2 separate regions of the Homo sapiens genome follow, and region 2 is linked to region 1. Evidence: read pairs that join two places in POLR2A ChIA-PET (ENCODE). Cell type or tissue: B cell. All regions are shown on one strand. Each heading gives the region's core, and the rest is flanking DNA. Links, peaks and the distances in the headings are about the cores only. Region 1 holds the start of LOC105369917 (a long non-coding RNA gene). Region 2 overlaps LOC105369917 (a long non-coding RNA gene).

Region 1 (16,729 bases), core at 5,593-13,592:
AAATAACTAGTTGTTTAAGAAGGAGGGATGTTCAGGACAAACTAGAAAGTCCAAGCATGTCATGAATGGTTGGTATAAGTCACAATAAGAGGATTAATATTTTTTAAAAATCCAAAAACTTTTAAATGATCAGGTTGTCATATTAAGTTTTGGTTTGCTTAGGAAAAAAACCGACATATAAAAAATGTTTTTAACTAAGGTTATTACATCCATATAGCTTCCTGTATGTGCTTTTATATTTCTTGTGACTGAGTTACAGGGCTTTGACTCCCTCGCACTACACAGCTCACATTCTAGTTGCAAAAACTAAACTCAATAAATGAAAATTTAATTTCAGATTGTGAATAGTGCTAAGAGGAAATGAATAAAGTGATGGGCAAGAGTAAAGGAAAGGGCAGGACAGGGCTTCTTAAGATGATCGGAAAATCTCTTTTGAGAAACTATCTGGAAGTTGCTCAGAAGGTTAAAAATAGAGTTATCATGTGACCCAGCAATTCCAGTCTTAGAAATGGAAATGGAAACATAAATCCACACAAAAACTTGTACAAGAATGTAGTAGCATTATTCACAGCTGCCAAAAAGTAGAAATACAAATGTTCATTAACTGATGGACAGAAAAATAATGTGCGATATATCCATACAATGAAATATTATTCAGCCATAAGAAGAAATGAAGTACTGATACATGCTGCAACAGGGATATACCTTTTTTTTGAGACATGGTTTTGCTGTATCACTCAGGCTGGAGTACAGTGGTACAATCATGGCTCACTGTAGCCTTGAACTCCTGGGCTCAAGCTCTCCTTCTGCCTCAGCCTCCCAAGTAGCTGGGATGACAGGCGCATGCCACCGTGCCTGGCTTTCTTTTTTTTTTGTAGAGACAGTGTCTCCCTATGTTGCCCAGGCTGGTCTTGACCTCCTGGGGTCAAGTGATCCTCCCGACTTGGCCTCCCAAAAGTCCTGGGATTACAGGCATGAGTTCCTATGCCTGTGCCCAGCCTGGATGCACCTCAAAAGCATTATGCTAAGTGAAAGAAGCCAGTCACAAAAGACTCTATGTTGTATAATTCTATTTGTATGAAATGTTCAGAAGAAACAAATCTCTAGAGGCAGAAGGTAGGTTAGTGGCTGCCTAAGGTTGGAGATAGGATGGGAAATGATGAGTGACTGCTAATTGGTACAAGTTTTCTTTTTAGGATAATGAAAATGTTCTCAAATTAGATGATGATGATGGCTGCCAAACTCTGTAAACATACTAAAAGCTATTGAGTTGTATGCTTTAAATGAGTGAATTTAATGGAATGTAAATTATGTTTCAATAAGCTGTTTAAAATACAAAGAAAAAAAGAAAAGTTTTCTCCAAGAAGGTGATATTTAAACTGGGACCTGAAAGATAAGAAGAAACCAGTCATGCAAAGAGTGGGGACAAGAGCTTTCAGGCACAGGGCACAATGTGTGCAATGGTCATAAAGAGAGAAAGAAGGGCCAGGTGTGCTGGCTCATGCCTGTAATCCCAGCATTTTGGGAGGCCAAGTTGGGAGGATCACTTGAGATCAGCAGTTCAAGACCAGCCTGGCCAACATGGCAAAACCCTGTCTCTACTAAAAATACAAAAATTAGCCGGGCATGGTGGCGTGCACCTATAATCCCAGCTACTCGGGAGGCTGAGGCAGGAGAATCACTTGAGCTGGGGAGGAAGAGGTTGCAGTGAGCCAAGATTTTGCCACTGCACTCCAGCATACGTGATAGAGTGAGACTCCGTGCCAAAAAAAAAAAAAGAGAGAGAGAGAAAGAAGGCTCATAAAGAAGGGGCAGATCGTAGACAAGGTTGGAAAGGGGCCAGAGCAGGCAGCGTCTTCTGAAACTTTCCAGGTCACCACGTTCCATTTAGACACAAACTATAATCAGACAGTATCATTCATATGGAAGTCAACATGAAATATGTTAACAGCAAAACCCATGGATGGGACAGCAAGTGAAAAGCTGTTAACCCCAAATTCTACAGCTGCAAAACACCTGACTGTGGAGAAAAGAGGTATCATCAAATTTTAAAAGGGAAAATATTTAAAACAACACTTAGCCTATAACCAGGGAAGTTCATTAAATTACTCCCACCATTGTCATAAAGATCAATTTCTGTAGCCAGCTCATAAAGAATTCACATCTCTAGAAGGTTGTTAATGTGTTGGGTCCTATAGAACACCAAACAGGAACAGAAATCAATAAAGCAATATAAATACAGACTTCATAGTATCTGAACTTTGTGAGTAGCTGTAGGTGACAGATCTGAGACCTGAGATAAAAGGAGGAGATCAATCCAGGTTGCACCAGCATGGGATGTAGAAAGGGATCAGAGGATGAAACAGAATTCCAAGTGAGAATATATGAATATCCAGGAAAGAGAAGATAACCAATCCTTACAAGTTTTCATCAACATCCTTGATAAACACACTAATACTGGCCTGGTCATCCATCTTATATGTATTTACACTTCTCAAATTCCCCTATGCATGTATCATCCAACCTCTAACAGTATTGGAGGTGGAAAAAGGCAGTGAAGTAGACAGAGAATAATTTAGATTCAATTGTTTCCCTTCTGGTTGATTGCCAAAAATGACTGCAATATTTTAGTGCTTTCTGAAGAAAAGCAGGAGTCTATTTCTCCACTTCCCGAATCTAGGTTTGGCCATGTGACTTGCTTTAACTGATGGGGCATTAGCAAACATGATGCTAGAGAAGTCTTGAAAAATGCTCATGCATTGGGCTTCTTCTTCTCTCTTGCTGCTTTTGGAACCCAGGCACCATGTGAAAAAGCCTGAGCTAGCCTGCTAGACACTGGAGACACATGGCCCAGCTACCTTGTTTCTCTAGCCAATAGCCAGATACATGAGTAAGTTTTCTATCTATCGTTACTATCAGACGGCTCTTTTTGTTTGTTTGTTTGAGACAGTCTTGCTCTGTTGCCCAGCCTAAAGTGCAACCTAAAGTGCCCAGCCTAACCTACATGAACACGGCTCAATGCAGCCTCAAATTCCTGGGCTCAAGTGATCCTCCCACCACAGCCTCCCAAGTAACTGGGAACACAGGCGCATGCCATCATGCCTAGCTAGTTTTTAAAAAACTCACTATGTTGCTCAGGCTGGTCTCAAACACCCAGCCTCAAGTGATCCTCCTGCCTCAGCCTCCCAAAGTGCTAGGATTGCAGGTGTGAGCCACTGCACCTGGCCAAGGAATCTCCTAGTATTGCTCATCTGGTGTGTACTCAGCTCCAGGCTTCTCTTTCTCTCAACATGTTCAGGGTTGGAAGGTAAAAAAGCACTGGAATTAGGATCTGAAAACTGACTTCAGTGCCCTTCTCTGAGCTTTGGAAAAGGTATCCATCTTCTCCAAGCCTCAGTTTCCTCCTCTGGGAATTACACCTAGTCATAGCGTTCCTGGGAAAACTAGATAACTTGCAAAAGTGCTCACTAAAGTGATATATATCAGCAAATAACAAGGGTGAAACATGAATCAAACTCACCAGAAACAGTGTCAAAAGAACCTAACTTTAACAATCCCTGGAATATCAAGTGAAATCCATTTTTTCTTCGTGAAAGTCATGATTACTTTTCCATCTTGTCTGTAGTGTCACAGAATAAGATGTTCAATTAAAATGCCGTAAAATTACATCATGCTTGCTCATCTGTCTTTCGAAACTGTTGAATGACTAGAGTTGGGAGATGAAAAGACTTTTTGAAAGTAAATGCTTTCTCAACTTTTGAAATGCTTCCAGATTCTGTCATGTTCCTTTCATTTCAACATCTAAGCTGGGAAAGACTCTTTGACACCAAGGGCAGGTGTTTACATGCAGCTCATCCAGGTACTTTGCTACCCTATTAATCTGTCTCTCTCTATATATTTGGATCTTCAGAATCAAGCGTTAGTCTTTTGTTTCTTTTAGCTTTTTGCTGGCCTGTACTCTTTGCTGGCAAGCTGCTGACACATTTTGACAGGTGACTTGGCTCATAAAAACAGCCAGGGAAGGGAAATGGTGAGAAGGGGCTTCACCAGGAGCATGGTCAGCACATATGAAATGCTGAATGTGGTAGAAACACACAAAAGGATATTTATGAACTGGTTTTAAAAAAAAAAGGTTCTTGCTCTCTGGATGACCTGATTCTCAACTCCCTTCATCTTGAAGACTTAAGTCAAAATACAGGGGTTGGGAAATATGTGATTGGAACTCAATCAATAAATTCAAATTCAGCAAATCTGGAGGGTGGATTTATCCTCATGGTGCTTTATTTCACTGAGAGGCTGCCTTGTGAATAAGTTATAATGTCAATCTCTTCCTAAAGATCCAAGGGCCAGAGCATGTTTTTCTAAATCCCCATTGCATGCTTTTTTTCATTTGCTGCATTTATACGCTTGAGGTGTCTTTGTTTTACATTTTTCATCTAAGGAGCTTTAAATATGAATCATCTACTAAACTGAAAGCGAGCGCATGGAAGAGGATTAGGCAGAGGTGTGGGGTAAGTAATAGCCTAAGGAAAAGTAAATACAGAGAAACAGTAATTACAGTGAGTTGAACACTGGTCCTCCCCATGCATGTCCACCCTAAACCTCAGAATGTGATCTTATTTGAAACGTGCTGTAGTCCCAGCAGGTTGGGAGTCCGAGGTCAGAGGATTGCCTGAGCCCAGGAGTTTGAGATCAGCCTGGGCAACATGGCGAGACCCCATCTCTAAAAATAAAGTTAAAAAATAAAATAAAATAGGGCCCTTGCAGATGTAATTAGTTAAGGATCTTGAGATGAAATCATCCTGGATTTAGGGTGGGTCCTAAATCCAATGACTGGAGTGCTTATGACCAGAGCAGAGATCCCACAGAGGAAGTGGCAATGTGAATGAAGAGAGAAGCAAATGGAAGTGAAGCATCTGCAAACCAAGAAACGCCACGCATTGCTGGCGACAGCAGAAGCTAGGAGAGAGGCATGGAAGAGTCTCTCTCTCAGAGCCTCCAGAAGAAACCAATCCTGTCAACACCTTGGTTTCTCACTTCTAGCCTCCTGAACTGTAAGAGAATATATTTCTGTTGTTTTAAGCCACCCAATGTATGGCAATTTGTCATGTCGGCCCTGCAAAACAAATACAGTAAATTAACACCTGCTGCAGGTAGTCTTGAAGAGCCCGGCAGCCTCTGCCACCTGCACTTGGTTGTCTGTGGACACTCTGACATTCTTACCTGACTCCTTCAGCCCACCTCTGACCTTATCCTGACCCTCACTAACATTAAATGCCATCTCTTATCCTCCTCTTTCTGAGCCTCTGCAGTATGACATGGGGAGGGATTGGAGTCAGGGAGGCTGTGGGATATTGTGTATGTCAGGAGGAACTTTGGATAAGGCATGAGTTAGTCAAGGCTGGGACTGGTTAAAGGATCAAGGTCAAGCATCGGATGAGCCTATGTGGGCACACATTGATTGGGAAATTTTTTTCTTTTTTTTGAGACAGGGTCTTGCTCTGTCACCCAGCCTGGAGTGTAGTGGTGCAATCATGGCTCAGTGCAGCCTCGACATCCCAGGCTCAAGCCACTCTCCCATCTCTCTCCCTACCAAGTAGCTGGGACCACGGGTGTGCGCCACAATGTTGGGCTATTTTTTTAAAAATATTTTGTGAAATCGGGGGTCTCATTATATTGCCTAGGCTGGTCTTGAAATCCTGAGCTCAAGTGATCCTCCCACCTTAGCCTCCCAAAGTGCTGGGATTACAGGTGTGAGCTACTGTGGCGCAGACAGACTGGTACTATTTTTAAAAGCCAAAAATAATGGTCAAAAGGGCAGGCTTTGCAACACAAACATCTGATAGCCTTCATTTGATGTAGTAGGTAGAATAATGGTCCCTCAAATATGTCCATTCCCTAATCTCCAGAATCTGTGAATATGTCTTTTCATGGCAAAAGGGACTTTGCGAACGCCTCTCAAGCTAAAGATTTTGAGATGGGGAAATTATCCTGGACTACCTGAATGGGCCCAGTGTAATCACAAGGGTCCTTCTGAAAAGGGAGATAGGAGAATCAGTCAGAAAAGGAGATGTGGTCGGGTGTGGTTGCTCACGTCTATAATCCCAGCACTATGGGAGGCTGAGGTGGGAGGATTGCTTGAGCCCAGGAGTTTGAGACCAGCCTGGCAACATAGTGAGACCCTCTCACTACAAAAAAAAAAAAAAAAAAATTAGCTGGGTGTGGTGGCACACACCTGTCATCCCAGCTACTTGGGAGGCTGAGGCAGGAGAATCACTTGAGCCCAGGAGTCTGAGGCTGCAGTAAGCTATGATCAGGCCACTGCACTCCAGCATGGGTGCAGGATGACACCCTGTCAAAAACAAACAAACAAACTACAACAACACTATAAAGTATTATTGGCTGGGTGCAGTGGCTCACACCTGTAATCCCAACACTTTGGGAGGCTGAGGCAAGAGGATTGCTTGAGCTCACCAAGCCTGGGTGACATAGGGAGACCCCATCTCTACAAAAAATTTAAAAATTACCAGGTGTGGTGGTGCATGCCTGTAGTCCTAGCTACTCAGGAGGCTGAGGCAGGAGGATCGCTTGAACCCAGGAGGTCAAGGCTGCAAGTGAGCTGTGATTGTGCCACTGCACTCCAGTCTCAGCAACAAGACCTTATAAAAAAAATTAAAAAAAACGAAAGAAAATGTAGTAACAGAAGCAGAGAGAGGAATTTGAAGATTCTATGCTGCTGTTTTGAAGGTGGAGGAAGGGGCCAGGAGCCCAGCAATGTAGGCCATCTCTAGACTCACTCTCTCAGAAAAGGCAAGGGTGTGAGTCTCCCTCAGAGCCTCCCAAGGAATGTGGCCTGGTTGATACCTTGACTTTGCCCAGTGAGACTCAGTTTGGACCTCCAACATCCAGAACCATACAAGGATGAATTTGTGTGAAGTCACTAAGTTTGTGGTAGTCTGTTATAGCAATCATAGAAAACTCTCCTCCTGGGCCACTGATATGCTCCTGCTGTGGGGGAGCTATCCACTGCTTCCCAGCCTTTGCCTCCAGAAACAGCCTCATGAGCAATCCCCAAGGATGCAGAAAATGCCCTGGTATGATAGAGAACAGGAGAGGTCTCCCTGGTCAGTCGCCGCTCTTGGGCAGTGTACACCCAGCCATCTCTGGTTTCACAAAGAAACACTTATGCTATGGCACATTTCCTAAAGCACGATAAAGCTGTAGTACCTTGAAACACCAACTTTCATGCTCCTATGGCAGTATCCCTTCATCTCGTTCCTGCCTGTGCACTGTCAAGGGCACATTCTCAGCCTTGGTGTTTCCCATTACGCTTGGGGATTCTCAAACCTCCCCATTCCACACACCCTCTGCCTTCTCCCTCTCTCTCTCTTGCTCTCTCTCTCTCTTTTGAAATGAGGATCTCATTACATTGGCCAGTCTGATTTTGAATTCCTGGCCTCAAGCAATCCTCCTGCCTTGGTCTTCCAAAGTGTTGAGATTACAGGTGTGAGCTACTGCACCCAACCACCCTCTGCCTTCTCTTTCTGCCATTCAGAATCACTGCTTCATGGAGTTTTCAGGTCTTTACCTACCTACCTATCTCCATATCTATCTGTCTACCTATGAATGTATGTATGTATCTATCATTTATCTACCTACCTACCTATGTATCTGTGTATCTATACATCTGTCTATCTATCATCTACTTACCTATCTCCATATCTATCTATGAATGTATGTATGTATCTATCATTTATCTACCTACTACCTATGTATCTGTATCTGTGTATCTATACATCTGTCTATCTATCTATCTATCTATCTATCTATCTATCTATCTATCTATCATCTACTTACCTACCTATCTCCCCATCGTCTATCTATTGTCTATCATCTACCTATTATCTCTCTATCTTTTTAAAACTACTTTATTGAGGTATGAACAACATACAAAAAGCTCTAGTATATAATGTTGACAATTTGATTAATTTGGAGGTAAGTACATACCCATGAAACCATCACCACAATCTATGCTATAAACGTATCTATCATCTCCAAAAGTTATCTATCTCTTATCTTATAACACACTAAAAACTTCCATGGTAATTTGTCTTGTTTAGATCTTACAATCGTACTACGGGATAGGTACAATGTATATATATATATACACACACACATATATATACATATATATATATAAAATATGGATTTTAAAAATAATATTTAGGTTTTTCTGATTATAAATGCAATGATACCTATGCACTCCTTATTAACTGACTATAAACACAGTGTGTAGATTGTTACATGTTCTTTATTGTAACATATACATAAAATAATTAATTAAATTTATTTTGGAGATATATATGTTTATATACACATATATGTATATTCCAAGTATTAACACTTGGGCATGCTATGTAATGTAGTGGGAGAAATTTGCCATGTTTTCTCTTCCCAGTCTTTCCTTTTTACCCATGACCTTCTCCTACTCAACTAAGATATTGGACATCACCTAAGGCTTCTGGAAAGGGTTATGAGAACAGAAGTGTCAAATTCTTGGCTTTTGAGTTTAAGAAGTTGAGATCTAGACACATGGCAAAGGGGATGTGGAAGAATATGTAATATCAGGAGCAGGTTTTTCCACCCCAGAGGAGTAGGGGATGGGAAGCAGTGTGGGAGGATGAGATCCAGGTGTGAGAGGCTCCCTGAGAAACAGCCGTGTGCTGTCCTCCTTAGGCCAAGTTGTAGGTAGGATGGGGGAACTCAATAGAGGCCCCAGGTTGGAAAGCCTGGAAGCTGACCTCAGGCCCAACATAACTCAAGAGAAGGAGAACAGATGGTTGTGTGCAAGACAGTCTCCATTTCCCCACGTTCTGCCCAGGACAGGAACAAACAAGTGTTTCTCTTGTGCCAAGGATGTGGAAGCAGCTGAGAGTGAGCTTGCCCTGAGAGGCCGGGGAAACTGGGGTCCAGGGGACACAGCTGTCAGCTTCAGGGACCAATCACTGCAGACCATTTGGAATGAAAGTGCCTGAGTATCAGATGTCAATCCCCCAACCGCCAATGCCTTGTCATTTCTTCAGCTCGCTGGAGCTGAGATGAACTCATAGAGAGAGGATTCCAGGGCTGCAAGTCTCTGCTACCTACTGGTAGGGGCTTACCTAGAAATTAAGTTGAGTGGCAGAATTTTTTTTTTCCAAGTTGCTTTTGGCCGGCCGTGATGGCTCACACCTGTAATACCATCACTTTGGGAGGTGAAAGGATCATTTGAGCTCAAGAGTTCAAGATCAGCCTGAGTAACATAGCAGAAATCCTGAAACCCCATCTCTACAAAAAATACAAAAATTAGCCAGGTGTAGTGGCCTGCCCTCCAGTCTGGGCAACAGAGCGAGACCCTGTCTCAATTAAAAAAAAAAAAGTTGTTTTTCCTGCTCACCTGGATGTGTGGATGGAGATTTGTATCCATGACAACAGTACCTTGTAGCTTACTCACCCATTCCTTAGCTGGTAGATACTTAGGTTGTCCTCCCCACTCACGGGAAGCTACCAATACCAAGACCGTGGCAAGGTAGTGCTTTCCCTTCCCTTGGTATGAATAAACTCACTTTTTTCTTGTCAACAGGTTGATATTTGGGTGATATTTTCCAGGAGCCAGCATTCTAGAGGTCATGGTTTTGCTTGGATTTGTAAAGCGTGCTCTTACCGGAAGGCTTTGCTCTGACATTTCCTTCTGCCTGGAACAGTTTGCCTACAACAGCATGTCTGCCCCTCACTTCCACAGGTTCTGCTCAGATGTCCCCATATCAAACAGGCCTTCCTTGGCCACTCCCAAAATAGCATCTCCCCATTCCCACTATCCTCTAGTCCCTCTTTCCTGCTTTATTTTTTTTTACAGCACTTTTCTCCACCCGATATGGAATATATTTATTTACTCAGCCTCCCTTCACTAAAACGTAAGCTATACAAGGGCAGAGACTTTATCTTGTTCCCTGCTATCTCCCCAGTGCTTAAACAGTACTCACATTATTAGGTACTTTGCAAATATTTGTTGAATCAATATATATAAATATCTTCTACAGATGGCTTTTTGTTTCAATTTTCTGTATTTTTTCTTTTTATTTATTTATTTATTTATTTTTTGAGATGGAGTCTTGGTCTGTTACCCAGGCTGGAGTACAGTGGTGCCATCTAGGCTCACTGCAACCTCTGCCTCCGGGGTTCAAGCAATTCTCCTGCCTCAGCCTCCCCAGTAGCTGGGACTACAGGTGCGCCACCACACCCAGCTAATTTTTGTATTTTTAGTAAAGACAGGATTTCTCCATGTTGGCCAGGCTGGTCTTGAACTCCTGACCTCAAGTGATCCACCTGCCTTGGCCTCCCAACGTGCTGGGATTACAGGTGTGAGCCACCATGCCTGACCTTTTTTTCTTTTTAAATATTGCCTGTAGGCTCCTGACAAGACAGCTCTTGAGAAACAGGAACTGCATCTTACACTACTCTTTATTCTGAGTGTCTGGAATGTAATAGATGCTCAATAAATATTTACTACAGGAAAGGAAGAAGGAAAAAATATGTAAGCAAATGAATAAAACTTATAGTAATGTTATGGCTGAGGGCAGGGTGAGATGATAAAGTAACTGCACCTCTCTTCCTTGATTTCTCACTGCCACCCCCCACCTCAGGATGGCTCATCCAAATTGTTCACCAAGTAAAAGTTAGCTGATTTGGGTGTACAGCTATAATAAGTTGAATATATCTTCCATAAGAAAATGGAAAGGCTTGGAGAGGAGGGGTGGCATAAGAGGGGGGAAAAGGGGGCTCTTAGAAAAGAGAAAAAAGAGGATCCAGGAGAGGAAAACATGAAATATTGGGCAACATTTTAGGACAAAATGAACACTTCAATACATTTTACACTCCAAGGAAATTACTTGTATTACTCTACTGTAAATTCCCCATGACCCAAACATCAAGATGCTCGGCTACCCTCACAGGCCTTGGGTGAACAGTTTTTATATGTGAAAATTAAGAGAAGGAGCAAATTCCCCAGTTGCCTCAAATCAAAAAGGAGCCAAAATAAACCTACAGATACAAGGCACAGACGAGAGAAACAGATTCCAAGGAGGCGGAATGTCAAAGCCAGAGGAGACCATGAGATCATAATCCCTAAGAACTTTGCAGAAATCTTGCATGTATGTATGTATGTATGTATGTATGTATGTATGTATGTATGTATCTATCTATCTATCTATTATCTATCATCTATCTATCTATCTCTATCATTTATATCTATCTATCTATTTTTACTTGAGACAGGGCCTCGCTCTGTCACCCAGAGTGGAGCACAACGGTGCAGTTCACAGCTCACTGCAACCCCTAACTCCTGGGCTCAAAGAATCCTCCCACCTCAGTCTCCTTAGTAGCTAGGACTGCAGGTATGCACCACCACACCCAGCTAAAATTTTTAATTTTTTTGTAGAGATGGGCATCTGACTATTTTGCCCAGGCTGGTCTCGAGCTCTTGGGCTCAAGCAGACTTCCTGCCCCGGCCTCTGAAAGTGCTGGGATTACAGGCATGAGCACCATGCCCAGTTAAAAAATCTCAAGGGGGATACGAGACAATCCTTGGGGCAGGGAATGGGGGTCCTGCCAGTGTTATCTAGTTCTTAAGGGTGAGGGAGGCCCAGCTGATACCTGGCTCTCTGAAATGACAGCCTCCGTATTCAGCTCCCAGTCTGTGCTTTCCTAGGGTCTTGCCTTTGTGCAGGTCCCTCTGCTCTAGAGAGCCACAGATCTCCACACAGGTGGTGCAACTGGATTGAGACCCATGGTCTTCCAACCTAAGCTAATGCAAATCTGTACAAGGAACAGCCTTGGGCACGTGTGTACGTTTCCTTTTCCTTACCTGCTTTCCCAATTAGAGTGAGAATTAGAAAGATTGCTTCCCTTTTGTCAGGAGTTAGCTTTTCTTCTGCCCTACCCCCGACCCCTTGCCACCCCCCCCACCCATACCCACCCCCTTACCTTACCCCAAAGTTCTAGTTTGTCTGGAATCTCATGTACCTCTTAGGAAAAGAAATGCTGCCACATCCAAAAGGTGTAAAGGTTCCAAGGATAACTGGATTTGGCAAGTCACTGAATACGCTGGTGTACACACCACCTGAAGGGAGGTCAGAATAGCTCTGACAGACAGCTAGGTGCCCAGAAGGATAGATACAATCCAGGTTAAGGAATTGATATTCATTAACAATAATAATTCTTATATAGAAAGATGTTAGCTGTCATACATACGTCCTTATTTATTTATTTATTTATTTTTTGAGATGGAGTCTTGCTCTGTCACCCAGGCTGGAGTACAGTGGTGTGATCTCGGCTCACTGCAACCTCCACCTCCCCGGTTCAAGCAATTCTCCTGCCTCAGCCTCCCAAGTAGCTGGAATTACAGGTGTGTGCCACCATGCCCAGCTAATTTTTTGGTATGTTGAGTGGAGACAGGGTTTTACCACATTGGCTAGGCTGGTCTCGAACTCCTGACCTCAGGTGATCCACCTGCCTTGGCCTCCCAAAGTGCCGGGATTACAAGCGTAAGCCACCGCACCCGGCCTATTTTATTTTTTAATCAGCAATTTACAGGCCAGGCACCGTGGCTCATGCCTGTAATCCCAGAACTTTGGGAGACCAAGGCAGGTGGATCACTTGAGGTTAAGAGTTCAAGACCAGCCTGGCCAACATGTTGAAACCCCGTCTCTACTAAAAATACAAAACTAGCTGGGCATGGTGGCACATGCCTGTAATCCCAGTTACTTGGGAGCCTGAGGCAGGAGAAAGGCTTGAACCTGGGAAGTGCAGGTTGCAGTGAGCCGAGATTGCACTATTGCATTCCAGCCTGTGTGACACAGTGAGACTCCATCTCAAAAAAAAAAAAAAAAAATCAGACTGCACACGGTGGCTCACTCCTATAATCCCAGCACTTTGGGAGGCTGAGGTGGGCGGATCATGAGGTCAGGAGTTCGAGATAAGCCTGGCTAACACGGTGAAACCCTGTCTCTACTGAAAATACAAAAATTAGCCGGGTGTGGTGGTGGGCACCTGTAATCCCAGCTACTTGGGAGGCTGAGGCAGGAGAATTGCTAGATTCCGGGAGGCAGAGGTTGCAGTGAGCCAAGATCTCGCCACTGCACTCCAGCCTGGGTGACAGAGCAAGACTCCATCTCGGGGAAAAAAAAAAATCAGCAATTTACAGATAAGGCAATGGGAGGGCCAGAGAGGGTGCCTCTCACTCCCATAGTCTCTGAGCGTGATAACGGTAGCGCCAGACCAGCACACAGGCTTCATGATTTTCAGCAGCATGTTCTTCCCATCCATGCGTATTTCTGCACCCTCATTTTAATCCTAAATTCTTTGAAGCCAATCTGTGAATAATAACAAGGGAGTCTGGTTAGACTGGTCCTGTTAATGGCTAGAGTGCTGGAAACCAAAGCTGTGCATTGTGACCTAGTATTTCTCAATGAGCTCGTTCCAGCATAGAGCAGGAGGATCAGTTGTCCTGACAACATCTGTGGATAGGTAGGGGTAAAGAGGGGCTGAGGATGATTACAGATATGCGAACAATTTCACAAAACCTACCTGTACCGACCTCTCCAAAACTGTCTGCAATGGACTCTTGAGGCCTTTTTCATTTTGGATTTGTAGGAGCTGATTATAAAAGTTCTCTTCTTTCTTAGCTAGATTCTCTAGATGCTAAATCCCCATGGCATTCTCTCTAAGCAGGAAAATAAACCAAGGACAACTTGTTTCTCAGAATCACCTGAGCCCTCAGGCACTTCACACAAATATCAGCTACATGGCTGGGTGCAGTGGCTCACACTTGTAATCCCAACATTTTGGGAGGCTGAGGCAGAAGGATCACTTGAGGCCAGCAGTTTGACAGCAGCCTGAGCAATATAGTGAGACACTGTCTCTATTTTAATGTAATATTAAAACATTGTTTAAAAAATTAGAATTAACAAACAAACAAAAACGTGCAAAAAAATATATGCACGATGACCAGAGCTTCCCTTAAAAAGAAGGAAGCTTGGGCTGAGTGCAGTGGCTCACGCCTTTAATCCCAGCACTCTGGGAGGCCGAGGCAGGAGGATCAATTGAGGCCAGGAGTTTGAGACCAGCCTGGACAACATGGTAAAACCCTGTCTGTACAAAATATACAAAAATTAGCCGGGCATGGTGGCATGTGCCTGTAATCCCAGCTACTCAGGAGGCTGAGATGGGAGGATGGCTTGAGCCTGGGAGGCTGAGGCTGCAGTGAACCAAGATTGTGCCATTGCATTCCAGCCTAGGCAACAGAGCAGGATCCTGTGGGGAAAAAAAATAAAAATAAAAAAAGAAGGTTGTAAAGTGAGGAACTTGCCCCAACTTCTTTTTTGGGTTGATTTCTCTTGCCCCCAGATTGTGGGGATGTGGACCATTGGTAAAAAGGGATTAACAAACTCAAGGTCTGAGACCTCTTTTCCCAATCCTTCCTGGGTTTTTTCTGCTGAAATGGAAACCCCCAGCTGTCAGCCCCTTCCATCACGACCTGCCCCCTTCATCCTCCTTCCCGCCTGGGATTTTCACAAGGATATTAGGTCAGAGAGGAGCCATCCACCAGAGCGTAATGGAATTTTTTCATGTTGGGGTCAGCCTTTTTGACAATTGGCATCTGAGGCTTCTTCTCCAGCAGCTCCAGCCAGAAACTCTGTGAGCACTGCTGATCCCTGCTCTCCTCCACGCCTTCCAGGTCCTCATAGCGGCGCCGGATAAGTTGTTTGTTGACGCCCTCTTTTTTTTGCTTTGCTTCTTCTATTTTGCTGTTCAAAAGAAGAGAATTCAAGACACGGCTTGCTTCTTGGTCTTATCAAGGTCTGCAGGAGGGCCAGGGGCTCTGTTTGAGGCCCCTGGAGCCTCACCTTTACATGGATGTAATAAGCTTCCTTTAAGTCGGAAGAGCTGGATTTCAAGATTCATCCTGAGTCCCTAGCTAGTGTGTATTGAGTGCTTCCAATTTAAACAGTTATTGAGCACCTCCTGTGTGTGCAGCACTGTACCAGAGGCTGTAGGAAATATAAGGAATAGTGCATCGTCCCTGTGCTCACAGGAGCAGCATGGAGCAGTACAGGCTCTAGATAAGAACGAACTGTGAGGCCGGGCGTGGTGTCTCATGCCTGTAATCCCAGCATTTCGGAAGGCTGAGGTGGGTGGATCACTTGAAGCCAGAAGTTTGAGACCAGCCTCGCCAACGTGGTGAAATCCTGTCTTTACTAAAAATAACAACAACAAAAAAAAATTTATCTGGGCATGGTGGCATGCGCCTGTAATCCCAGCTACTCAGGAGGCTGAGGCACAAGAATTGCTTCAAACTTGGGAGGCAGAGGCTGCGTGAGCCGAGATCACACCACTGCACTCCAGCCTGGGCAACAGAGCAAGACTCTGTCTAAAAAAAATAAAAATAAAAAATAAACTAAATGTGAATCCTGACTCTGCCACTTGGCACCACGGGAATGAGGACAGACTACTAAACTCCTCTGAGTCTTGGTTTCTTCATCTGTAAAATGGGGACGCTAATACCTATTGGAAATGTAAGAATTATCTGATTAATGAATACAAACCTCTGCGCATAGACCCCCGCCTTTAGTATGCATCCTACAAATCCTAGTTGTTATGGTTACAATTTGGTGAGGAACCTACACATTTGTTAATAATAACGTGGTAAAGGAAAAAATACCTGTCATTCCTAGGTTTTACACTGAGACCCTGATATGAAGGTAGCATCTTAGAATATTCATGTATCATTCACAAATATTCATTAGGTTTCTTCCACAGGCAAGACTCATAACAAAAGAAGTGCCTGAGTTATACGGCTACGTGGCTACGTGGTAAAGCCAGGATTCAATGTCATGCACACCCCAATTCCAAATTCATTACTAGACCTCCCCGGGCTCTGTATCTGAGGATAAAGCTGATGAAGCAGACCTTCCTAGTTCTTGCCCAGCCCAGCTTTTCAATCCCAACACACATGCACACACGTGCACGTGTGTGTATGCACATACTTATAAACACAACCACAGACACTCCTGTACCCAAGCATGCCAAACAGTAGCTGTTAGCAACATTCCATTAGAAGCCTCAGTCAGGTGCAGTGGCTTACACCTGTAATCCCAACACACTGGGAGGCCGAGGCAGGAGGATTGCTTGAGGCCACGAGTTCAAGACCAGCCTGAGTAGCACGGCAAGACCATGTCTCTAAAAATAATAGTATAATAAAAATTAAAAGGAGAAGCCTCCAGGAGTCAAGCTGGTAAAGCAGAGGTCATGTACTGGAGAGACATGCTTAGCTCTCTTGGACACCAGCATCACCTGTTTAATATCTGCATAGACTGGCTGGCTTGCCTCTACTCCTTGGCCCCAGCACCCAAAGGCAGGCTGCTGGGCTTCTCACTCATTGAAACAGATGTGGGGGCTGGGTGCAGTGGATCACACCTGTAATCCCAGCATTTTGGGAGGCTAAGGCAGGCAGATGACTTGAGGCCAAGAGTTCGAGAGCAGCCTGGCCAACATGGTGAAACCCTGTCTCTACTAAAAATACACAAATTAGCCGGGCATGGTGGTGCACGCCTGTAATCCCAGCTACCTGAGAGGCTGAAGCAGGAGAATCGCTTGAACCCGAGATGGGGAGATTGCAGTGAGCTGAGATCGC
Region 2 (16,729 bases), core at 3,656-11,655, 52 kb before region 1:
CCTAAAAAATAATCAACTTTCTGGAAATTTAGGGGACTCAGCCAATGCTGTTGTGATTCTCCTTCTTTAGCTTTCAGTTACAGAATGACATGTGACCTCCTTGCAAGGTTGCTATCAGCCCCGTTGTACAAAATAATATGTCCTTGGTCAAAATTTACATTTTGTGCCTCTTATTAAAGATCTGTCTGTTTGCCTGCGTCATCTCTAAAGGCCTAGCCCATCTGCAATGCCACCTCCTGAATGGGACACAGCTGTTTAACTGAACTGATTTATTCTTAGGACTAAGAGACTGATTCAAGAAGACACGGAATGATATATTTAAATTTGCCCGTTTTTGCTTATCCCAATTTGTTTTTTTCCACTCCTTTGCCTATCTTTATCTCTGCAGCCTATCACCCAAATCTCTGCAAAGCTATCAATTTAGCTTTTCAGATGTGAAACTTTTTCAAGTTTCAAAGTGAGGACTGAAGGAAATAAAAATATTTCACCCCGAAATATACTTCTTTGGCATATTTTGAGGTGGCTGTTCAGAGAGCCAATGAATAGAAGTCACCCTGCAGAACTGTCTTTTGTGGGGGAGATTTGCATCTGCAGAGAATCTGCACTGATGCAGGCAGAAGAGGGCTTTCTCTGAGGCCTTCTCTTGTCCGATTGAGGAAAGATTAACTGAGACTCTGACATTTTAAAGATCTGAAAGAAATATTTGCCATCTACAGGCAGGGCTGAGAGAGCCCCAGTGGGAGTGGGCCCTCCATGTCAGACTAAGGAACTTGGACTTGGCCTAAAGGGAAGTCCTTAGAGACTTATAAGCAGAAGAATGATGCAGACATGTTCGGATATTAAAAAGAACACCTGGCTGGGCACGGTGGCTCACGCCTGTAATCCCAGCACTTTGGGAGGCCGAGGCGGGTGGATCACAAGGTCAGGCATTCGAGACCAGCTTGGCCAACATAGTGAAATCCTGTCTCTACTAAAAATACAAAAAATTAACGGGCTGTGATGGCAGGTGCCTGTAATCCCAGCTACTTGGGAGGCTGAGGTAGGAGAATCACTTGAATCTGGGAGGCAGAGGTTGCAGTGAGCTGAGATTGCACCACTGCACTCCAGCCCGAGTGACAGTGTGAGACTCCGTCTCAAAACAAACAAACAAAAAAGGCCAGGCGCCGCTCACGCCTGTAATCCCAGCACTTTGGGAGGCCGAGGTGGGCAGGTCACAAGGTCAGGAGATCGAGATCATCCTGGCTAACATGGTGAAACCCCGTCTCTACTAAAAATACAAAAAATTAGCCGGGTGTGGTGGTGGGTGCCTGTAGTCCCAGCTACTCGGGAGGCTGAGACAGGAGAATGGCGTGAACCTGGGAGGCGGAGCTTGCAGTGAGCTGAGATCGCGCCACTGCACTCCAGTCTGGGCGACAGAGCGAGACCCCCATCTCAAAAAAAAAAAAAAAAAAAAAAAAAACACCCTGAAATGGGTAGGAAATATTAGAGGTCTCAAGACTAAAAGCAAGAACTAGTTAGAGCATTGGAGAAAATCAGTTCGGGAGTGATGAAGGCCTGAAGTAGGCAGAAGCAGTGGGATTGGAAAGAAGGGACAGTCAGGAAATGAAAGTCGTGGTGATAGATTCCAAACTCAGTTTCATAAGTGGCCTCTGAGATCAGTCTGTGGTGGCTATTTGGTGTGCAATCAGCAAAAAAGAGTTTAGGGCCCAGTCTAGGCTCAGTTGAAAAGAATGATGGGCTGAGCATGGTGGCTCACGCCTGTAATCCCAGCACTTTGGGAGGCCAAGGTGGGCGCAGATGACTTGAGGTCAGAAGTTTGAGACCAGCCTGGCTAGCACCGTGAAACCCCATCTCTACTAAAAATACAAAAAAAAAAAAAAAAAAAATTAGCCAAACGTGGTTGGTGCTTGCCAGCTACTCCGGAGGCTGAGGCATGAGAATCACTTGAACCCAGAAGGTGGAGGCTGCAGTGAGCTGAGATCACACAACTGCACTCCAGCCTGGGCAACAGAACAAGACTCTGTCTCAAACAAACAAACAAAAAAAGAATGATGGATTAGTGATGTCTGCTATAGACACAGAATGGGGGAATATTGGCTCATGACTGGTATTTACTATTCCCATTCTCTGGTAGAAGAAGCATTAAAATGAACTGTGTATCAACAAGTGCATACTGTGTGAGTCCATGAAGATCTAGAACAGATGAAAGTAATTCATGCTGATAGAAGGCAGAATAGTGGTTTCCTGGGGGTGGGCAGGTGGGTAGGTTACTCAATGAGAAGGAGTAGGAGAGAGATTTTTCAAGCCTGGAAGAATTCTGTATTTGATCTGGGTGGTGATTACACAGGTGTGTATATACATAAAAATTCATTATGGTATATACCCTTAAGATTTGTGATCTTTATTATACGAATGTCATATCTCAGTTAAAAAAAAAAGTGTGTTGAGAAGCCAACAGAAAAAAAAAAAGTATATAGCTCCCTATATACTTTGGCCACTTCTTTGATAGTCTTGTCCTTTTGCTTGAAGGAGAAGACATAGACTATGATGACCTGGTCCGCAGAGGACATCTGGCTGCTTCTAAGGTGATCATACTCCAGGTCTGTCACTTTCAGGATGCTGTGAGAGCTACATTGGCACGTGTGCCCTGTGTCCCTGCACAGTGTTCTCCTTAGGACCATGGGACAAACCAGCTGGGAAGCAAACCAGGTATCCTTGCTTTCAATGGGAAAAGGAACCCTAGAAATATAATGGTTAGAAATCACATTAAAGAAATGAAAGGACAGAAAGGACACCCCTGATATACAAGCGATTACTTTAGTAAAGCATTGACATTTAATTCTGGACAGGATTTTATTTACCAACATGTTAAAATATTTGTCAATACACTAAAAGAGTTAAACATAAGCCTTTTCAGCTATACAGGCACCGATGGCTCTGAAAGAAACATAAAATACGTGTTCAGAGGACCAATGAATCCAAATGATTGCAAATAATTGACCAGCAATTACTAGAATGTTAATTGCACTGTAACATACCTAAGAAGAATGCATACAAGGCTGGTCTGTAAGTTACTTACTTTTATTCCCTTACAGATGAGAAAACTGAGGCTCTGGAAATTCAGTAATTATACCAAAAACACACAAGCAGTAAATGACAGCTGTGATTTGAACACATGCATATATTTTTTCTATTGTAATACTGCTATCTTGCTGGATCCTGAAATATCTGTAAGGTGTTTATGAGTTGGTTTTATTGCCTCTACTAAATAAGCTATGTAGCCCAACAGCTAGAATGGAAATCAGAAAGCTAAATTTGGATTCATAATCTGTCACTTACTCTTTTTTTTTTTTTTTTTTTTAGACAGAATTTTTGCTCTGTTGCCCAGGCTGCTGGAGTGCACAATCTCGGCTCACTGCAACCTCCGCCACCTGGGTTCAAGAGATTCTCCCGCCTCAGCCTCCCAAGTAGCTGGGATTATAGGCACCCACCATCATGCCGAGTTAATTTTTGTGTTTTTGTAGAGATGAGGCTTCACCATGTTGGCTAGGCTGGCCTTGAACTCCTGACCACAAGTAATCCACCCGTCTAGGCCTCCCAAAGTGCTGGGATTACAGGTGTGAGCCACCGTACCTGGCCTGTCACTCACTCTTAATGTGATTGCAAATCTTCTCATTTCTTTGTGCTTCAGTATTAACATCTATTATGTAGGGGTAAGTTTGTGTTTCCACAAAACTTCCAGGGGGGTTATGAAGCATATAAAACCAACCTTTCATGAATTTTAATTAGCTTAAAGAATTTTATGAGACGCTGAAATTTGTTTAAAAATATAGTATTTTAATTAGGTTATTTTAAACTGGCATTCCTGGGTAGCTAGAAGAGTACATCTTATTTATTTTTATTTTTTAATACAGAGATGGGGTCTTGCTGTGTTGCCCGGGCTGGGCTCAAATTTCACCTCAAGCAGTCCTCCCACCTTGGCCTTCCAAAGTGCTGGGATTATAGGCATGAGCCACTGTGCCTGGCCAGGAGTACATTTTATTATCATTAAAATATTCACTGTTGATTTCAGTGTCCTTTTTTTTTTTTTTTTTTTTTTTAATGAGACAGAGTCTCTGTCTGTCACCCAAGCTGGAGTGCAGTGGCGCGATACTGGCTCACTGCAACCTCCACCTCCCGGGTTTAAACGATTCTCCTGCCTCAGCCTCCCGAGTTGCTGGGACTACAGGCACCCGCCACCATGTCTGGCTAACTTTTTGTATTTTTAGTAGAGACAGGGTTTCACCATGTTGGTCAGGCTGGTCTCAAACTCCTGATCTTGTGATCTGCCTGCCTCCCAAAGTTCTGGGATTATAGGCGTGAGCCACCGTGCCAGGCCTTTTTTTTTTTTTTTTTTTTTTTTGAGACAGAGTCTTGCTCTTGTCACCCAGGCTGGAATGCAGTGGAGCGATCTTGGCTCACTGCAACCCCCACCTCCTGGGTTCAAGCGATTCTCCTGCCTCAGCCTCCCTTGTAGCTGAGATTACAGGCGTGTGGCACCATGCCCGACTAATTTTAGTATTTTTAGAAGAGACGGGATTTCATTATGTTGGCCAGGCTGGCCTCGAACTGCTGACCTCAAGTGATCCGCCTGCCTCAGCCTTCCAAAGTGCTGGGTGTTTTCAGTTTCTTTACCCTTAACCTGAGTGCTGTGGACTCAATGTGTCCCCCCAAAATTTGTATGTTGACGCTCCAAACCTCAATGTATTTGGAGATAGAGGCTTTATGGAGGTAATTAAGGTTAAATGATGTTATAAGGGTGGGATCCTGATCTGATAAGATTAGTGTCCTTATAAGAAGAGGACACCAGAGAGCTGACTTTTGCTGCCTGCCACGTGAGGACACAGCAATAAGGTGGCCATCCATAAGCCGGGAAGAGAGCCTTCATCAGATACTGATGCTACGGACCTTGATCATGGACTTCCAGCTTCCAGAACTGTGAGAAAATTAATTTCTGTCATGTCAGTCCCTTGGGCTCTGGTAGTTTGTTAAAGCAACTGAAGCAAACAAATGCACTAAGCAACTTAGTGTGATGAATGATCAGCTATGTTTGTTGAAGCCATGCTTTTTGAAATGTCTTGATGCCTTTCCTCAGTAGAAACGCATTTCTACAAAATGATGGTGATTTACGGTATCTGCTTGGCTTAAGAAAACCCATGCATGCAAATATAATACATTATTTCAGCATTTGCCTTAATGCCCCACCAGACCTATTTTCAATATATTTTTTCCTTTTTCAGCATAATGTTTATTAGTGAATTTAGATGCAGGCTAACTTAGAGATGGATCTTCTTTCATGGAAAGACAAACACATAATATCAGCAGAATATTGTTTCTTTGAAATGTTCAGAATAGTACATTTTGAATTATAGTAAAAGTTTACATATGTGTGTTGGTGTGTGCATATAATGGAGTAGTTAATATATTCATAAAAATATGAAGATAATATAACACCCCCATGCACACCACCGAGCTTTATTGTATTAATATCAAATATTAATACAAATTAATGCTTTACTCCATTTGCTATATATGTTTATATTTTTTCCATTGTTACAATTTGAGACACAACTGAAAGTCCCTGAGGACTCCTGCCTGATTTCACTCAACGTTTTATCCTAATTTTGGTGTATGTCATTCTCATGTATGTCATATAAGTATGTAATAACCCATAATCTGTTAGGATGAGGGTTTTTATTTGCAAGCAACAGAAACAAACTGGTTAATTTAAGCAAACAAACAAAAAGGAATGTATTCAATAACTTGGAAGACCTTTGCAAGAGTGGAAGACTTGGGTTTGGAGGCTCCACTGCCAGGGAAAATGTCCCTAATCATGCTGTAGAATGTGTCCAATAGCAACACCACAACAACGGCTGCTGGACAGACCCTACGGCTTGCACTGTTGGTCCTCCTGACCCAAAACACAGCTGCAGGAACCACAGCCATTACAGCCACTAGAAGCCAAGCGGAACCACTGCTCTTCCTCCCAGAAAGTCCGGGCAGCCCCTGCAGCTGCATGAAAGTCTGGGGCAGGCGCATCTGATCTTTGGAGCCTGGGTCATGTGCCTGGGCCCTAGCTGCAGGAGAAACTGGGAAATCAAGAAGATGGGACTGGGTGTGGTGGCTCATGCCCGTAATGCCAGCACTTTGGGAGGCTGAGGTGGGCGGATCACTTGAGGTCGGGAATTCAAGACCAGCCTGGCCAACATGGTGAAACCCCATCTCTATTAAAAATGCAAAGAAATTAGCCAGGCATGGTGGTGCATGCCTGTTGTCCCAGCTACTCGGGAGGCTGAGGCAGAATTGCTTGAACCCGGGAGGTAGGGGTTGCAATGAACCAAGATTGCGCCACTGCACTCCAGCCTGGGTGACAGAGGGAGGCTGTCTCAGGGAAAAAAAAAAAAAAAAAAGTGGTATTTTTGGCTTTTATTGTGGGAGGGGACTCTGCCTCAGCAGGTAGGGGAGTCCCCAAACTTAGGAGGGAGGTATAGATGCTGCATGATAAGAGCCAATGGCAGTTGTCCACAACAAACAACTGATACATTCTCTTGTTGATGGACATTTACATAATTTCCAATTTTTTACTACAGAGAACTGCTGCAATGAAATTTTTGCACATTTCCTACGGTATAGAATTTCTCTGGATTATTCGTGCCTTCAATTTTACTAGACATTGCCATATTGTTCAGCAAAGGGTCTATTTGCCAATCATATATTTTGCTAACATTTGTCTCCATCTGTGGCTTGTCTTTTCCTTCTGCTTATGGTGTCCTTTTTATATGGAAGATTTTTATTTTAATATAGTTAAACTAATTAATCCTATCCCTTATGTTTGTGATTTTTTGGTGTGCATTTGGTTTAAGAATTTATTTTCAGCCAGGCGAGGTGGCTTATGCCTGTAATCCCAGCACTTTGGGAGGCCGAGGCGGGCGGGTCAGGAGTTTGAGGCCAGCCTGGCCGACAGGGTGAAACCCCGTTTCTACTAAAAATACAAAAATTAGCCGGGTGTGGTGGTGTGTACCTGTAATCTGTAATCCCAGCTACTTGGGAGGCTGAGGCAGGACAATTGCTTGAATCTGGGAGGTGGAGGTTGCAGTGAGCAGATCACGCCACTGAACTGCAGCCTGGTTGACAGAGCAAGACTGTCTCAAAAAAAAAACAAAACAATTTTCTACCTGAAGGTGATAAGAAAAAATTATCCTGATGTTTTCTTCTAAATGTTTTATTATTTGGCTTTTAATGATTAGCTCTTTACCTGGAGTTTATTATGGAAAATAGGAATCTAAGATAGATAATCAGTTGTCCCAGCACCATTGATTGAATAATCCATTCCTCCTGGTTTGTAATTCGATCTCTGTTGTAAATCAAGTTTCCCCATGTTCCTGGGTCAGTCAGGTCTTTCTATTTCTGTTCCATTGGTCTATTTAACTAGCCTGGTGCCAATACTACAATATCTTAGTTACTATCACGTCATAAAAACCTTAACATCTGATAAAATGAGTCCTCCACTTCCCCCTCACCCCAATGTATTAATGCTATTTCCAGAGTGAGCTATTAGCTATCTTATATCCTGAAGAGCACAATGACAAAAAAAAAAAAAAAAAAAGAGAAAAGAACTTTCAGAGTGTATGGTTTGGTATAAAATATGAGTGGGCCATAAGAAGTAGCAAGAGAATCAACAACACCTTCACCAGTGGCTAGGTGCCTGCAGAGAGCTGAGAGCCAGAGGCAGGGATTTATATCAAAGAAATCAGATGCATTTGAATTAAAGCTCTGATCTCCACCCTGTAAGAACAGGCTTCTAAGACTCCCAGCTTCAGTGACACTCTTCTTGTTTTCCAATGACCACTGACTCCTCCATCCCCACCTTTCCTTTCCTGGGGTTTACGGCAGGTAAACACAGCGTGGCAACATCAGGTTCCTGGAGTGGCATTCTGAGCATCCCTGAATAATTCTGATGTGTCAGCTGGTGTCTGTGGAATCACTAAAAGTCAAGTTTCAAGCTACAACCCTCTACCTCTGCTCAAAAAGGCATTTTAAGTCCTTGCTTTGAGCAAAGCTTCCAACCTCCTGCCTCAAACACATGGCAATGAGAGGTAAAAGAGAAAAAGAAGCAATCTAAAGGACAAAGCTGCACTCCAACCAAGATGAACACCCTGTGCATGGAAGCCAAATCAATAGATTTGCGGGGCTGAAGCCACAGGCTTGCTTGGCTCTAGGTCTAGAAGCAGCGAAAGCAGATATGAATTTAGCTCTTGTGGGAAAACAGAATAAAATAAAATGCCCCTCTCCAGGCTGGAGAGCAGGGTGGGGGATGTTGCCTGTTTTGCTTCTTGAATCCAAGAACCAGGGTAGGGCTTCCACTACTCCGCATGAGGCTAGAATAGCTGCTGTCTACTCCTGCTTGGCCACATGATGGCTCACAGGATGCTTCGTGCCCAGGCAGATGAGAGAACATGGCCACGGCCGCCCAACCAGGACTAAGCTAAACTGCTTGCTGGCCTGGAGACTGGATCTGCAATAGTTCTAATATTCATGAAGTGAGACATCCAAGCCACCATTATTAGACCTGGTTCAACCACTAAATGGGAGGAAACCTTGCTCATGCGCACACACACCCGCACCCACCCATCTGCCCCAACACACACACAGAGAAAGAGAAAGGAAAAACCTTCCACTCAAGATGAGCCCAGAATCCAAAATTCCAAAACATACAGAGAAAGCTAATTCTATTTTTTTATACGAAGTCTCACTCTGTTGCCCAGGCTGGAGTGCAGTGGCACGATCTCAGCTCACTGCAACCTCTACTTCCTGGGTTCAAGCGATTCTCCTGCCTCAGCCTCCCAAGTAGCTGGGATTACAGGCACACGCCACCACACCTGGCTAATTTTTGTATGTTTAGTAGAGACAAGGTTTGCCATGTTGGCCAGGCTGATCTCAAACGCCTGACCTCAGGTGATCCATGTGCCTCAGCTTCCCAAAGTGCTGGGATTACAGCCACCTGCCACCATGCCAGCTAATTTTTGTATGTTTAGTAGAGACAGGGTTTCGCCATGTTGGCCAGGCTGGTCTCAAACTCCTGACCTCAAGTCATGGTGCCATCTTAGCTCACTGCAACTTCTACCTCCTGGGTTTAAGCAATTATCCTGCCTCAGCCTCCTGAGTAGCTAAGATTACAGGCATGCACTACCACGCTGTCTAATTTTTGTATTTTTGGTAAAGACGGGGTTTCGCCATGTTGGCCAGGCTGGTCTCAAACTCCTGACCTCATGATCTGCCCACTTCAGCCTCCCAGAGTGCTGGGATTACAGATGTGAGCCACCATGCCTGGCCTTAAAAGTTATTTTAAAAATGTATGTTTAGAATCCTAAACATAAAAAATGACGGAATAAATAACTGAAAAAAAGGATTAAAAGACTTTTAGTTACCATAGGATGAATTGAACACTCAGGTTTACTTTAACTCCTTGCTAATATCTTACCACAGAGACTATTAAAGGGTAATAAAGGTAAAAACCTAGAGGCCTATTGTATCACGTGTTATATCAGTAAGGATGCCTTTCTTTGGCTGCAAGTAATGCAGCTCAAACTGGCTTACTAAGGACACTTACGGGCTCCCACAATTGGAAGTCTAGAGGCAGGGCTTTGCAGGTGGCACTGCCCAGTGGCTCCAGATCTATCCCCCTCGTCTTCTGTGTCAGCTTCTTCTGCAGGAAGGTAACAGATGGCCAACCAGCTCCAGGTCTCACACCTACTCAGAACAACCATTACAGAGGAGAGTGGGCTTCTGATGCCAGCATTCCAAACCAAAAGCCTGGGACTCACTATGTCTTGTGTCACATGCTCACCCCCAACCCCACCGACCAATGACTGTTGCCAGATACATGAAAATTCTCAATTGCCTTAAATCCCAAGGCTCATCCTTGGAGCTTTGGCTGTGGTCAACTGCCCCCGATGCATCTGGGTGATTGAGGGAATGGGCAGACACTAAATAAACCCAGGGTTCTATGAGGAAGGATGAAGACAGAAATGACTCCAGGTGTTCAATTAAAAATATTCACTCAGTGCTGTATGTGGAAACTTTTTTTAAAATGTTGGCTAGGCATGGTGGTTTATGCCTATAATCACAGCACTTTGGGAGGCTGAGGTGGGAGGATCACTTGAGACCAAGAGTTCAAAACCAGCCTGGATAACATAGCAAGACCCTGTCTCTACAAAAAATAAAAAAATTAGCCAGGCCTGGTGGTGCATACCTGTAGTCCCAGCTACTTGGAAGGTTGAGGTGGGAGGATCTCTTGAGCCCAGGAGTTTGAGGATGCAGCGAGCTATGATTGTGCCACTGTACTCTGGCCTGGGTGACAGAGTGAGACCCCATCTCTAAAAGAAAAACAAATATTTACCAATATCACCACAAATATTTGGTGCACCACTTAAAATGTGCACTTTCTGAAAAAATTAGAAACAAAGCATAAAAAGTTAGGGAAAGGGATATGTTAATACTCGTTCACTGGTAAATTGTTATTTGTATAGACCGTGATAGCAGATAAAACTCTCTGATACCCTGCTTATGCGTTGCCTCACACTATGAGTGACTATATTCCTTTTGTCAAATAGCACTTATATAGACAGTGCTCAAAGTAAGTTATCTGACTGAATATCACTTTTAATTTATAGTCTGCTCTAGCCTTGTCAAAAAACCTGCACACTGTTGCATAGACATCCTTTTTCTTTTTTATCAGTAGTAAATGGGCTTTAAAAATAATTCTGTCCTTATTCTCAGAAGCATGTTGCATACTGGGATGGATGGTTCTGGAAATGAAGGGATGTTTACCCTTGCCACTGTATTTCAATACCATAAATGGTGACTGTGAATCATTACAAAAAATGTGGCAACTTGCTTGTGTCTAAAAGGAGCAACTGGAACTAGAAAGTGTGATTACATAGGGACCTTGTAGGTTTGTTAATTGATCTGCAGCTAAACCTTAATGTGTTTGTGTGTCTGCTCATTGCCCTCAGCATTTCAAGACATCTAAATACTACCATAAAACCAGCATTTTCCTGTGCATTGACTTCTCATGTGAAAACAGTTACTGAAGTTGGCAAAAAATAAATTTTAAAGTTTGGATGAAGGTATTTTTGGTCTGTTTAGTGCTCTTCTCAGGTTTTTCAATAAACTTGCATTTTGAGGGTTGTATCGGCAACTTCAGCTTTCAATGTGCATCATGGTGGAAGGTGCTGAGTTTATTGGAAGGGAATGGAAAGACAAAGTTACCATGAGGAGGATCCGCAGACCACGTCCTAAAAAGAAATTGGCTCAGCCCTCCACGAATTGGGTCTTTGGGCTACTTAAAATAGAAGTAAACATTTTTTTAAAGTTAGGGAAATTAACAAGCCTCTCCGTATACCCATAGATATAGGGAATCTCACTGAGTTTCTCAGACACATGATAAAACAGCATACATCTCTCACTTACAGGTGGAATATAACATTAACCATCTTGCACTGAGGAGTTACAGATTGGTAGACACAGTGCCAAAAACTTGATAAGCTTGTCTCATTTCATCCTTACACAACCTTGTGAAGTAGGTATTATTATTGTGCTTTTTACACATAAGGAAACAGAAGCTTATTCTGCAATTACAGAGGAAGTAAAAAGCAAAAGAAAGAAACAGAAGCTGGGCGCGATGGCTCACGCCTGTAATCCCAGCACTTTGGGAGGCTGAGGCAGGCAGATCACCTGAGGTCAGGAGTTTGAGACAAGCCTAGCCAGCATGGTAAAATGCTGTCTCTACTAAAAATACAAAAATTTAGCTGGGCACGGTGGCTCACGCCTGTAATCCCAGCTACTCAGGAGGTTGAGGCAGAAGAATCACTTGAACCCGGGAAGTGAAGGTTTTGGTGAGCTGAGATTGTGCCACTGCACTCCAGCCTGGGTGACAGAGCGAGATTTCATTTCAAAAATAAAATAAAATAAAATAAAATATAGCCGGGTGCGGAAGGAAGAAAGAGAAAGAAGATAGAAAGGAAAGAAAGAAGAAAGAGAGAAAGAAAGAAAAGAGAGAAAGAAAAAGAAAGAGAAAGAAAGAAAGAAAGAAAGGAGGGAGGGAGGGAGGGAAGGAGGGAGGGAGGAAGGAAAGAAGGAAGGAAGAGAGGAAGAGAAGCTTAGAGAGGCACATGATTGCAGAAGTTCACGTAGCGAATACATTCTACTTGTGTCGTATCAGGACATTATGCTGTTGTCCCTCCACCAGGTATCAGCCTATCCATCGCAAGTCAAACACAGGATTTGGTTGGAAATGGAACTCCAGCATGGAAACCATACAGAGGAGTGATCACAGGAAAGATAGATGTTCTTGCACATGGTGCTTATTTTTAATTCATAGGTTAGGTGAAGTCTTTATGTTTTTTAATTCAAGATTTAGAGTCCAGTTGTGGATTTAAAAGTTGCAGTTAAGTTTTTGCAGAAATAAATAAAGCCCTTATTGAATTGGTATTAATCTCTTCAAATGTCATTGCTATTTGAGTAACTGAGCCATAAAAATAATTTTACAGTGACATGTGAAATGATTGGGTTTTGACTTCGTAAATTCGAAAGTCTGAATAAACATTTTGGAGCTGCCTTGCACAGTGCCTGCTCGCTTCATCGTTGCAGATTTTAAAGGATTGGGATAATTTTGTTATTTGCACACAGTTCTGGCCTGAGGTCAAGGGGCCATGATATGGCCCCAACCCTGCCTATCATTCGTGTCGCCCTAAGACCCAGCAAAACCAAACTGCTCAGCATTCCTACGATTTGCCTGCATTGTCCCTCCTACGTGACTTTGCTCCAACCCCTGTGTTGCTGCTCACTAGCTGTGTCTTTGGGCAAATTACCTAACCTCTCTGAGCCTCAGTTGCTTTAGCTCTAAAATGGGGGCTGGGGAGGACAGTGAGGGTTATAATTATAATTAACTAATTATAATTAATCCCTTAGGTGTGTTGTGAACGTTAAATGAAATCCTGCAAGTAGAGTGTTTAGCATGGTGTCTAGTGTATGGTAACTGGTCAGCAAATGTTAACCATCCCTAACATTATTAGGGTCATTACTATCCTTCTCATCACTCATCTCTCCACCTAGAATACCCAACCCTCCTTACCTGCCTATCCCAATTCTCCCCCTCACTCAAGACTCTGGTCAAAAATGCACTATAAAATAATCCTGTCTTTCTGGTCAGGTGCGATGGCTCACGCCTATAATCCCTGCACTTTGGGAGGCCAAGGTGGGCGGATGGCTTGAGGCCAGGAGTTCGAGACCAGACTGGCCAACATGGCAAAACCCCATCTCTACTAAAACTACAAAAATTAGCCGGCGTGGTGGCAGGTGCCTGTGGTCCCGCCTACTCGGCAGGCGAGGCAGGAGAATCACTCGAACCCAGGAGGTGGAGGTTGCAATGAGCCGAGACTGCACCACTGCACCAGCCTGGTGACCGAGTGAGACCCTGTCTCAAAATAAATAAATAAATGAAAATAAATAAATAAATAACCTTTTCTTTCCAAAAATACTCTCCCTCCCCAAAACTTCTTTAGCGTTCTATCTATACAGCTCTGCTAGCAGTTCCTTCCTTATTTATTTATTTTTTTTGAGATGGAGTCTCGCTCTGTCACCCAGGCTGGAGTGCAGTGGCGCGATCTCGGCTCACTGCAAGCTCCGCCTCCCGGGTTCACGCCATTCTCCTGCCTCAGCCTCCCGAGTAGCTGGGACTACAAGCGCCCGCCACCGCGCCCGGCTAATTTTTTATATTTTTAGTAGAGACGGGGTTTCACCGTGTTAGCCAGGATGGTCTCGATCTCCTGACCTTGTGATCTGCCCGCCTCGGCCTCCCAAAGTGCCGGGATTACAGGCGTGAGCCACCGCGCCCGGCCTCCTTCCTTATTTTTCATTTATTAATAGTATACACTATCTTACGTCTTCCTGCAGCCTTGAAGCCTTGGGAAGACTGGGGCCAAGTCTTTATGTTGCCCCCTGGGCCTAGCTCACACACCTGTCAGTAGCGGATAACAGCCACTGGTTGCATGAATTCATACCACGGTCAGGGGTCTGACAGCACTGCTTGCTTTAGTGGCGTTAGTAAAGTATCATGGCAATACTTCGAATACAGGAAACATTGCCCTCATTGTATTTACAACTTTTCTTTCAATGCACAGTCTGCACCAAATGTTACTGAAGCGATATTAGGTTTGGGAGCTCGAGGGAGTCTCAGCTCCTGGGGGGTCTTGGAAGATGTGTGCTCAGCTAAATTACAGCATGTGTGGTGTTAGGGGGCAAGGCTTCGCTTAAGGCTTCCAAAGGCTGCCACGCAGTAGAGAGACCAAGCTGCTCCTGCAGCAACCCCCTTCCCTCCCACATGCTACCTAAACCTGGAGAGAGTGACACACGGCCTTCTCTGCCTGAGGTAGGAAGCAGCCCTGTTTGGTGGCTAGTCCTGGAGATACAAATGCAGAAAGAACAGGGCATTTTATGCTGGTGAAGATAATAAGGGCACATTTCCCCCAGGAGAGTTGGTATGAGAAGGCAAGAGAAGCAGGAACTTGTGGCACTTATATACTATCACCAAGTATAGATTAAGGACTTTTCAGCATAGGGCCAGGTTTTGAACAAGCATTCACTAAAGAAATGAAAACAAACTGAGTCATGATCCCAGATTGATGTGGCTCCACTGCTAAACAGGAAGCCTCTTAGCAAGCAGACTGAGGAGAGCTCAAAGGCTTGAATCTGGGCATGTGCATTTGTCCCAGTTTTAGGAAAGATTTTCAGTTGATTGCATGAAAGTGGCCACTCCTTAACCCAAACATGAGCTGGGCTATGAATTATTAAGGCAAAGGAAGCTGGTTACCGGAAGGTCTGATTGCCGGCTGGGGCCTTCCGGATGTGACAAAGAGGCAAAGGCTTCAAGACACCCTTTTGTTCTAGGAAGGTATTTCGGCATTGAAGGTACTCCTTATCCTCGCCTTTCTCCTTTGCACCTTGTTTCAGAGAAACTTTTGCTGATGAGGCGTTCTCTTTCCTGGGTACTATTTGTGGAAACTTGGTTATTTTGCAAATGTGCTGCGGTTCCATTCCTGAAATGTAAACAAAATGTATTCCTCCCAGCAGCCTCAGTAGACCAAGGCATCTGTAGGCTGAGCTGTTTGGGTTAAGTTGGCTGCTATAGTCTGGATGCTCCTTCACCCATTTACAGAAGTTCCTTCTGTTCGTTCTTCAATTTTAAATGCACCTCTTGTTCTACTCAGAGGACACATGGCATCTATGTAATAAAGAAAGTTTCCAGGCTATCAACAAATCTAAACCGTAAGAGTTTGATTGCACTTATCTTGTACCGGGAAATGAGCCAGGCACTTTAAATACATTATCCCATTGAAGGAAGTGCCCCCATGAGTTGAATACTCTTATTTTCATGATATCACAGATAAGTTCAAGTCACTTGGCTAGACAGAGGCAGAATCAGGATTTCGACAGGCCTATGTGATTCCAGACTGAGCTTTTACTTACCATGCTCTATAGAGACCAGTGCTTCCCATTTTTTTTACATCACATGGAAAAGTGTAAATTGTAAAGCACATATACATATAGATCCTTATCATAGAAAATGTACTATTAAGAAAGAAGGCCAGGTGCAGTGGCTCATGCCTGTAATCCCAGCACTATGGGAGGCGGTTGTGAGTGGATTGCTTGAGCCCAGGAATTTGAGACCAGCCTAGGCAACATGGTGAAACCACTGTCTCTACAAAAAAAAAATTAGCTGGGCATGGTAGTGTACACCTGCAGTACCAGCTACTGGGAGGCTGAGGTGGGAGGATCACTTAAGCCCAGGAGGCGGATGTTGTAGTGAGCTGACGTGCTACTGCACTCCAGCCTGGGCATCAGAGCCAGATCATGTCTAAAAAAACAAGAAAAAGAAAAGAAAAGATGATGTATTTGTGTGGCACACTGGGATAAATTTACTAGGCTGCTTGTGGGTGGAAGCAACTATCCCAGTGGCTTAATCACCCCAGCCCAGCTGAGTGGCCCTGAAGGCTGGTAATGTCCACTTTTCAGTTCCTGTGTACAACATCTGAGGCACACCCTTTGGGAAGCTCTACTCTATACCACAGTATACAGCAAACTACCTCCCCAAATGGAGAAGCTTGCCTTTGGATTTAGCATATAGTCAACGTGCACTATTCACAGATTGTGTATCATGTCTTTGACTGCTTGCTAAAATTTATTTGTAAACCTCAGTGTCAGTATTGGTGGCACTCTTGTTGTCATTCACAGATAGGTGCAGAGCAGTGAAAAATTTGAGTTACCTCTTGTGAATGTTCCCAGCTGAGGTCGAACAAGCCTACGCTCTTCTTGTTTCAGGGATACTGTAAACGTGTCTCTTTGTGGTCTGTTTAGTGGCGTGTTTCTTGCATTTCTGTGCTGTTGTTGGTGATGCTGTTTAAAATGAGCTGCAAGTGCAATACTGATGTGTTGTCTAGTGTTCTAAGCTCAAGAAGTCTGTGATGTGCCTTACAGAAAAAATACACGTGGTAAGTAAACTTTCAGGGTGAGTTAAAGTGCTGTTGGCCATAAAGTCAATGTTAATGTATCAACGATATCTAGTAAATAAGGTGTTTTTAAAGAGAAACACGTAAAATGAGGTTATGTATTGATCAATTGACGAAAATAT

Evidence for each region. Peaks named below come from ENCODE experiments on the same cell type or tissue, not always from the same donor. Only the 100,000 strongest peaks of a DNase experiment are listed, where the experiment ranks them.
Region 2: POLR2A ChIA-PET joins it to region 1 with 11 read pairs; 6 of 35 experiments call an interaction of 5 or more read pairs at or near these places.

What each region holds. Positions count from the first base shown.
Region 1 is chr12:95,393,295-95,410,023 of GRCh38, forward strand. LOC105369917 (a long non-coding RNA gene) reads right to left here and starts at 12,204. Exons shown (of 11, transcript XR_001749265.1): 1 at 12,061-12,204; 2 at 3,521-3,706. It overlaps LOC107984545 (a long non-coding RNA gene), which reads right to left. Exons shown (of 7, transcript XR_001749267.2): 7 at 14,645-14,843. In B cell, for the core only: no CTCF peak of the experiment used is centred there; no DNase peak of the experiment used is centred there; H3K27me3 peaks cover 553 bases.
Region 2 is chr12:95,343,471-95,360,199 of GRCh38, forward strand. It overlaps LOC105369917 (a long non-coding RNA gene), which reads right to left. Exons shown (of 11, transcript XR_001749265.1): 8 at 14,912-15,137. Among named protein-coding and RNA genes, the nearest start is that of MIR3685, 42 kb to the left of the region's middle. In B cell, for the core only: no CTCF peak of the experiment used is centred there; no DNase peak of the experiment used is centred there; H3K27me3 peaks cover 1,165 bases.